Linked DNA regions of Homo sapiens: regions 2 and 3 are each linked to region 1. The links are chromatin contacts, found by Hi-C in ENCODE. All regions are on one chromosome and are shown on one strand. The core of a region is the stretch at or near the end of the contact, and the rest is flanking DNA. Distances in the headings are between cores, read along the strand shown.

Evidence for each region. Hi-C counts contacts between places; a loop is a spot of excess contacts on that map. Pooled maps may share reads with other maps.
Region 2: a loop to region 1 is called in a map with no recorded cell type, with 21 times the contacts of the local background. The contact joins the enhancer-like site here to the promoter of STK17A in region 1. A Hi-C loop is called at or near these places in 5 of 37 single-sample maps with no recorded cell type and 3 of 50 pooled maps.
Region 3: a loop to region 1 is called in a pooled map, with 4 times the contacts of the local background. The contact joins the promoter of IKZF1 here to the promoter of STK17A in region 1. A Hi-C loop is called at or near these places in 3 of 50 pooled maps.

What each region holds. Positions count from the first base shown.
Region 1 is chr7:43,581,505-43,584,466 of GRCh38, forward strand. It overlaps STK17A (serine/threonine kinase 17a), which reads left to right and starts at 1,604. Exons shown (of 7, transcript NM_004760.3): 1 at 1,604-1,945. The coding sequence starts at 1,740. RefSeq lists a silencer at 1,224-2,003 and enhancers at 2,404-2,453, 2,584-2,693.
Region 2 is chr7:35,727,934-35,730,895 of GRCh38, forward strand. No RefSeq gene overlaps it. Among named protein-coding and RNA genes, the nearest start is that of LINC03013, 13 kb to the left of the region's middle. RefSeq lists enhancers at 750-899, 1,350-1,449, 2,360-2,609. Within about 2 kb of position 1,423, at least 9 of the 41 ENCODE cell types and tissues checked have a DNase peak (open chromatin) inside an H3K27ac peak, as active enhancers do.
Region 3 is chr7:50,303,119-50,306,080 of GRCh38, forward strand. It overlaps IKZF1 (IKAROS family zinc finger 1), which reads left to right and starts at 1,598. Exons shown (of 8, transcript NM_006060.6): 1 at 1,598-1,804. RefSeq lists an enhancer at 1-56 and a silencer at 911-1,710.

The sequences.
Region 1 (2,962 bases), core at 354-2,853:
GAATATTTACTGTTGCCATTTGAAGCTGGTTTTCAGCCCTTGGGTCTATTTCCCGTTCATCCACACCCCTAGGGTATAGCTCTTCGGAGTCCCAGCTGAAAGCCTAGTTGCTTACCAGCCCCTCATCATAAATAGGTCCTAAACTCCAATTTTTTTTTTGTCTCCCCAACCCCATGAGATGACTGAAAGCTCTGCTTACTTTCTCACTCTTTCAGCCATGGCTTTAAAATCATCAAATACCTCATGGGAAAAGTGGTGGCTTTCTGAGCTGCCTATCTTTCCAGGATTTCAGTCATCCAAGTCCTTGCTGGGAGAGGAAATTTTTAACTTTTGTCAACTTTTCTATTTTTTCTTAGTGAGAATATTGAACACAAATAAACTAGTATATCAGTGCCAGAAGCAAAACTCCACTGAGACAGTCTGAGTAGAGCAGTGGTGTGATTTGGTTTCGATTTTTAAAAGATCACTCTCATTGCCTTGAAAATGAACTATGCGACATTAGGGAGAAAGAAGGATGGAAGCAGGTGGTCCAGTTAGTAAACTATCACAATAATCCAGGTAAGAGATAACGATGGCTCAGGCCATGGTGGTAAGGTGGAAATAGAGAGAAGTGATCAAACGCCGCATCTAGTTTGAAGGAAAAGACAAGAGGGTTTACTGACAAACTGGAGATGAGCATGAGAGAGGAATCAATGCTCATCCCAAGATTTTTGGCCTGAACAGCTAGAAGGAAGGAGATGAAGAAAACTGAGACGGGGAAAGCTGGGTAGGAGTGCATTCATGAAGACCAATCAGCAACTTACTTTTGTGTATGTTAAGTCTGAGATGCTAATTTGACATGTAAGTGGAGATGCCAAATGCATAGTCAAATACACCAGTCTGAAGTTCAGGGAATATTTGGAAGCTAGAGATACAAATTCTGTAGTCATGAGCATATAGATGGTAATTAAAGTCGTAAGACCGGATGAGAGGACCTCGAAAGTAAATATAGAGACGACTACAGACAATATAATAGTGTCTATTTCATAGGGCCGGTGTGCAGGGTTAATAATATTTATACAACTCTGCCTCCAGACCCCTCTCCCAGTGTACGGAGATCAGGATCTCATCACCCCTCCCCACCACGTGAAGTCCTGCTTACAGCTCAAATGCCTTTTATTAACCGAAGTGCCTCCAGACCCCTCCCCTCCTCACCACGTGAAGTCCCGCTTACAGCTCAAATGCCTTTTATTAACCGAAGGTCAGCTTTTGTGACTCTCAGACGCTCAACAGGTGCGCAACTCTGCTAACGCAGTAGGCTGTCCTGGCCAAAGGGTGGTGCTGTGAGTCGCCTCCAGCCTCCGGGCCGTCCCGAAAGCTGCACCTTCTCCCCCTGAGCTGCAGAGGGCGCGCGTGAGGCATCGGGCGCTCAGGACCCCGCGGGAGCTCAGCGAGGGGGCGGGCGGCCACGGAGTGAGGCCGGGGCGGGGTCGGGCGCGGGGCGGACGTGGGGAGGGGTTGGCCGGGGCCAGAAGCAGGGTGCAGGGCAGGCGCGGGGCGGTCACGGGGGCGGGGCCGGTCGCGGGGCGCGGGGCGGGCCCGAGCTACCGGTAGTCTGCCTGCCGCAGTCCGAGCGCCGCGCTGGGGAGAGCGGGTGTTTGAAGGCTCCGCGGACCGGCACTAGGAGCCGGGGGCGGGTCCGTGACCCTCCGGCTGCTCGGAGTGAACAGGCGGCCAGGAAAGAAGCGGGCCTGAACACCATGATCCCTTTGGAGAAGCCAGGCAGCGGCGGCTCCTCCCCAGGCGCCACCTCAGGCTCGGGCCGGGCAGGCCGGGGTCTGAGCGGGCCGTGCCGGCCGCCGCCGCCGCCCCAGGCCCGCGGGCTGCTGACAGAGATACGCGCCGTGGTGCGCACCGAGCCCTTCCAGGACGGCTACAGCCTGTGCCCGGGCCGGGAGCTGGGCAGGTGAGGACGGGCGGGGCCCGGCGCGGAACCTTCCCGGACGCGCGGGGCGGGACGTGGGCGCCGATAAGTGCCGGCGCCGCGGCGGCGAGGCTGAAGTGGCGTTGCTGCTGCCGATAACGCGCGTTGTGACTTGGCACAAACTTGGGTGCCGACGGCAAGTAGGGCAGCCGAGTCGCACCAGCGCCCCCTCCACGCGCCGCGCCCAGCAAGCGAGTGGTGGTAACTCGATGGCGGTCCCGGAGGCGCGGACACTTTCCTCAGCCCTTTCGTTCTCTGTGGCGTTTCGAATGGCTATTTAACGAGAGAAGGTGCGGGCCGCGCTCTGCCTTTCACCCCGAGCAGCGGGTCTGAAAACCAGAGGTCTGTGGAGCCGACTTTGCATTTTTCCTTCAACTCTTGCGACTTTCTTGGTCTGCCTGTGTGGTTTTAATAAAATACAGCATCCGTTGTGACCGCTTCCTTTGCACCGGCGCTCTGTTACCTTGTGTCGGTCTTCTGCTGAATTCATTTTCGTTTTCTTGGTTGGTTTTCTGCCGTTTTAGTTCTAAAGCATTTAGGTCCCTTTGCTTCGAGTTTAGATTGGTTTCTTTCGTGGGCGCTTGGCCCTTTTCTCGCTTTTTACTTTGCTGGGAACCGATTCTTGCCTTCTCCCCCCACCCCACGCTAGCCCACCCTTTTTTTGTGGGAGTAGAGAGAGCTTACAACTTGGTCTGTAAAGTTGCAGGTGCAGGCTGTTCGGATGCTTTACATTTTGTATGCTGAAGAGGGGTGATCGAGTGATTTTTGTGGGGTTTGGCGACTCTTCCTTGAGAACAGTTTGAAGAAGTTGTTAAATACTCTGGCTTTGGGGGCAGACCTGAGTTCATATTCGTGCCCTTCTTGCTGTGTTTGCCTTTGGAGGGGTTAGACTCTCCAGCCTCACTTTCCTCATCCGTAAAATCGTATAATGATGACAGTACCTACCTCAGAGGTGGCCTGAAGATGCCATGCTTGTCAAGCGCATACCACTGGGCTTGC
Region 2 (2,962 bases), core at 173-2,672, 7.9 Mb before region 1:
CACAAATTGTGTATTTAATTATTGCAGATAACACAGAGAGGGATCATGCCCATATTGATAGCCCTTCAAGGCCTAGCATAGTGCCTGGAACATGGTAAATAGTAACATTTATGAATGTCAGCATCTCTGCAGAGCTTTCCCTACATGGATTACAGCTTAGGCTAAAGCACTTGATATATTGCCCACTCCTGCTGTTAATATTTTTAACTAGTTATTTTTCATATTATATAAGCAACATGTGAATACAAGTTCATTGTAAAAAAAATCAAACTCATATAAAAGCTATAGTCTTTTATATGTAAATGATGCCACAATAAAGCTACTTTTTAAAAAGCCGCGATCCTCCTTCACAACTCCACACCAGCCCAGTCCCATTCCTTTCCCAGACACACACTCCACTCTTAACAGTTTCATGTGTAAACTTCTAGATCTTCTTCTGTGTGTTTTCATACATGTACATATCTTCATACATTATGTGCTTTCATACATGTATATTCAGATGAATACTCATATATTTGTGTTTTTGCACATATATACATTGTGCACATACATTCAGAGTGTTTTAGTCAGAGTGCAATCAGAAGGCAGAGCAGTGCTAGATATGACATTGCAAGCAGAGGGAATTTAACAGAGATGGTGGGGGAGTTCAGTGGCCACAGAACAGCAGGAAGCCACTATCAACCCTGGAGCTGGAGGGACAGAGGGAGGAAGCAGAGTTACCAGAGCCCAGGAGCTTGGGTCAACTGGAAGAATCTGGGACCATGGCAGCACTTCCAGCTAAATCTGGAGCAGTAGAGGAAGAGGCTATCTGACAGTAGGTGGAGACATGGACGAAACCTATCAGACACCATGTGAAGCAGGGAGAAAGGGAGACATAACCTGTCTTCTTCCCTCCTCTCATTCTCCAGTGTCTGTCACTGGCTCTCCTTAGCCAGTCTGGAAATGAGCCTGGAAAATGTAGTTCCCAAGGATACAAAGCCCAGATAGAGGATGGTCTGGAATGGATCTGAGAGCAAGCAGACAAAAGGCCAGCACATGAAGTTGAAAATAAAACACATAAATAGCATCATGGTATATGTAATGTTCTAAATTTATCACTTACCATTTTTACAGAGATAAAATCTGGTTAAAATGGCCATTGAGAGCAGGCTTGATCCACAGAATGAAAGGTACAGCAGGAGAGCACAGAGGCAGACAGCAAGGAAAGACATGCTACAGAAGGGCAGCCCAGGGGCTGGGGTGGGTGCAGGTCTTGTTCCTTGGGAACCAGGCCTGATCTGCTCTGCAGAGTGGGAGGAGGGCAGGAGTATGAGATGACCATTGCCCAGCAGTAGTATCAAAGACTCAGAGAGTTTACAGCCTGAAGGAAACTTAGGTCTCCCATTTCAACTCATGACTTCTACAGAATAAGGAACTGAAAAGCAGAAAGTGATGGGCCCGGCAACCCAAAGTATCTCAGCTAGTTTTTTTTTTTTTTGTCATTTTTGGTTTTTTGGGGCATGGTGGAGGAGGTGTTAGGGGACAGTTTAGCACCAATGCCTCCTCTTCCTGCTGTGAGTCACCGAGCAGCCTAGCAGAAAAGCTGTGAGGAGAAATGAGAAGCTCTAGAGGCAATCAAGCTCATCTGTCCTGCTGGGGGGCCAGTGTTAGACACCTGACATGTCTTAAAAGCGGAGTCACCAAAGGACATCTTTTTCTTAGAAACTCCCCTAGCCTCCAGAGTCTGGTTTTAAACTGTCTGTGGCATAATCTCAGAGCCTCCAGCAGGTCTCAGGGACTGTGCTAGATACAAAGATGAATGAGATAAGATAATGAACAAGAGACATATTTCCAGGAGCTCTGAGCCTCACAGGGAATCAGAAGTGAATAAAAGGGAGCATGATGCAATGTGATAAATATAATACCTATGGCACAGAAGAGGAGTTGATAATTGCTGGGGGAAGCAAGAGCAGGGAGCTGGGAAAAGAAAGCTTCACAAAGGTAACCGCAGGGAAAGTGTTGAAGGAGGAATAGGAGCTTTTCAGAACACTAACCCCAATGTTAATAACTGAATTAGACCAACCTTCCCCAAAGACCACTATTATTCCTCAAGGATTTACACAGAAACTGTTCTTATCCCATTTACCTCTTATTACATAATGGGAACCCCCCACCCACCCACACACACACACACATATTTGAAAGTATATGATAGATGAAATGAGTTCACTGCCCCATCAACCATGATCGGCAGGGCCAGATTAAGATCTTCAGAGACTCTGGGCACTGCAAAGTTGATGGTGCTTCCATACGTAATTTAATGTAGGAAACAATGCCATCATGCACATGCCTGTAAAGAAGTCCAGCAAAGTTCTGGTTTTTCCTACAATGACACATTTTAGATGTTTTTCAAAATATCAAATAGCCAACATCACCCATGTAATGGTACTGGGATTCTTTTGGTGCCCCTGCTCTGCCAGTGCCCATGCCTGCTTATGGGTGACCCTGCACTGATGAGGCAGCCCCTTCCCACGCCAGAAACCCCAGGTGGGGTTGGCCTCATAAGTTCATATTCCTATTCTTAACCAAATGGACTTAAAGTTGTTCTTTCACTTCCCCATATATCACATGCATTATGACTTTGTTCTTTATCCCTTTCTGTCAACAAACACTCAACCTGCAACCCACGAAGGCCGTCTGAAGGTCTAGTGGTCTGGTTAACCATAAAGAAAGACTGGTGTGAGAAATGCTATTTTCTTATACTAAGCTCAGCTGCTTGTAGCAAGAGGAAGACCATGTGACAGTGAGGTGTTTATGAGCACAGGCTTTAAAAACAGCCATGGTTTAGCCGGGCGCAGTGGTTCATGCATGTAATCCCAGCACTTTGGGAGGCTGAGGTGGGCAGATCATGAGGTCAGGAGCTCGAGTCCAGCCTGACCAACATGGTGAAATCCCATCTCTACTAAAAAAAATACAAAAATTA
Region 3 (2,962 bases), core at 348-2,847, 6.7 Mb after region 1:
GGCTCCTACAAGTCTGGAAGGGCAGGAGGCGCATCTCACTCCTCTGGGTCCCCTCCCCTAGCGCCTGGCGGGAGCCCAGGCTGCATTTGTGGAATTCATGACTTTTTCTCTCCTGCTCAAGCTGAACACATTGCTGGCTCCTGCTCGGGTGGAGCCCGGCTAATTAGAGTGAGGGGCTCCCCGTAGGGCGAAGGGGTGCGCTGTCAGATGTGGCATTCCCGTTTTACGGAGACACACGGTGTCTTACACGCCAGGGAGAGGTCTGAGACGCAAAGAGCCGTCGAGCGGGCTGCGGGATTGCTTCGCTGTCACCTCCGCCTGCAGCCACCCTTCCGCACGCACTTGTGTGTGCACCCAGGCCAACATGGAAGGCGCCATCCTAACTTCTGCCGTGAGCAGGTGGGAGGGAAGAGAGACGAGAGGTATTCCATTGGTTGTCTGGGAAAATGAATTGCACCTTCCCCTCCCTTGCGGAGGATCAACTTTTCCCACCCCCTCGGGTGGGCACTCGCATCCTGGGGCCGGAGCCTGAACCCGGGAGCCAAGGGGCCCCAGTTCCAGGGACGTGAAGCTGAGCGTACAGCGGGCGCTCCCAGACACTGGGGAAAGTGCTTTACGATGTCCCGAGTCCCTCCAGTCTCGCCAGCGGGGCGAGCGTGAGGGTGCCCCGACCGACCAGCGGCCCCGGGTGCAGGGTGGCGGGCCCGGCGGCGCGCGTCCCCCTCCCCCTCCTGGCGGCCCGCACGTGTCGCCCGCGCCGCGCCCCCACGGGTTACGCGCGGGTCCCGCAGCGCCGCGGCCGAGCCGGGCTGCCCGGCCCGCGGACACAGCGCCGGCCGCCGCATCCCGTGCGGGGCCGCGGCGCGATGCTGCGCTGGAATGAGGAAGCGCGGCGGCGAGGGGAGGGCCCGGGCGCGGTGCGCGCGGGGGTGGCGGCGGCGCGCCGAGCGGGCCCGGCGCGGGCGAGCGGGCTGCAGCCGGCGGCGGCGCCAGCAGGTACGGCCCGCACCCGCCGCCGCCCCGGCGGCCTTTGGGGGCTGAGCCGGAGCCCGGCGCGATTGCAAAGTTTTCGTGCGCGGCCCCTCTGGCCCGGAGTTGCGGCTGAGACGCGCGCCGCGCGAGCCGGGGGACTCGGCGACGGGGCGGGGACGGGACGACGCACCCTCTCCGTGTCCCGCTCTGCGCCCTTCTGCGCGCCCCGCTCCCTGTACCGGAGCAGCGATCCGGGAGGCGGCCGAGAGGTGCGCGCGGGGCCGAGCCGGCTGCGGGGCAGGTCGAGCAGGGACCGCCAGCGTGCGTCACCCCAAAGTTTGCGGGGTGGCAGGGCGCGCGCTCTGGCCACCCGCCGCTCTGGGCGGCAGCTGGTGGCAACGCAAGGGCGCGGCGGGGGCGGCCGGCGCGGAGGGGGCCAGGTACGGGGCCCGCGGGCGGCGCTGTGCGCGCGGGGCAGCCGGTCGGCCGGGAGCGCGAAAGCCTGGTCTGAGCCGGCTGGGGGCGGGGAGTGTGGCGGAGAAATGGGGAACAATGCGAGTGAGCAACTTCAGGAAGTCATTGTGAAAGAAAGCTGGGAAGAGCTCCGCGGCCAAGTTAGCAGGACACTCTAACAAGTGACTGCGCGGCCCGCGCCCGGGGCGGTGACTGCGGCAAGCCCCCTGGGTCCCCGCGCGGCGCATCCCAGCCTGGGCGGGACGCTCGGCCGCGGCGAGGCGGGCAAGCCTGGCAGGGCAGAGGGAGCCCCGGCTCCGAGGTTGCTCTTCGCACCCGAGGATCAGTCTTGGCCCCAAAGCGCGACGCACAAATCCACGTGAGTGTTTTCAAATTGAATTTCAATAGGAAAACTTGGGGTAACTGGTGAATTTAAAAAAAAAAAAACACAGTAAAGAAAAGCGGTAAGGTTGGTAGACCCTGGTGTCGCTCAGGTCCGCCTCTCTTTTCTGAGGACAGTGAGAGAGTTCACTTCTGTCAAGCGTCTGTTGCTCTGCACTGTGCCAGCAGGTGCAGGACCAGGCCGACATGGGACACTTCTGAGCAGCCCCGCTGTCACCAGGAGAGGAGTTCTAGCTCCCAACCATATTTAAATTTATGTAGACCTACATATACCCACGGAAGTCAGCCTTTATAAAGTCGTGTGTAAAGAGTTTTCCTTATATTTGAGCCGGGAGCTTTCTTTTTATACTATAAATATGATGAGATCGAGTCTGAACTTAATTTCTGCAAGAGAGGAATTATCCCGGCTTTGAAAAGTTAGTCCTTTTGCTGACCGCAGGTTTGACGCTCAAGTCACCAAACCTTCTCAGGAAAACCCTTAGTAATATTAAGGCATCAGGTTACTTGCGGTTATATTTGAAATGTATTTTAAATATTTGTCAAGCATCGCTGCTGATGCCTAAGGAACCTCGTGAGGGCTTGTTTTTCCTTCTAATTTGGAGGCATCTAATGACCGAAAACCGTAGCGATTCCATAGGGTCTGACCAGGCACAGCTTTCAAATGCAGCTTCCCTCTCTCTAGGGACTGCAGCCCACCCAGACTGAATTTCAATGCGGTGCGCTTTGCTTAGGTTACCCACTCACAATTTCCCACTGCGCCGCAGGCAGTATATTTCAGCTTTGAGATACCTTGTTTTAAAATTCCAGACAAAATGGTGTTGAGGAAATGTCTCCTTACTAGTCCCATCAACTTCTGTTAAAAGAGGAAAATTTATGGAATTTGAAAATACTGCGTATGATATTTAAACTTTCATAGACATTCAAATGCTTTTAAGGCCAGGTTCAATTTGGTTATGAGTCGAGGGGTGGGGGGGACCCACATAGAAATGTCCTGGGTCCTCTTGAGTTTATTTCTTTGTTTGAAGATGTTTGTTCAATGAGTTTTATTGTACTCATCTTTTATATGGAATTTTAAAAAGTAACAATTTCAGTATTATTTATATTAGAATGTGTCAGAATTATTTCCGTGACAAAT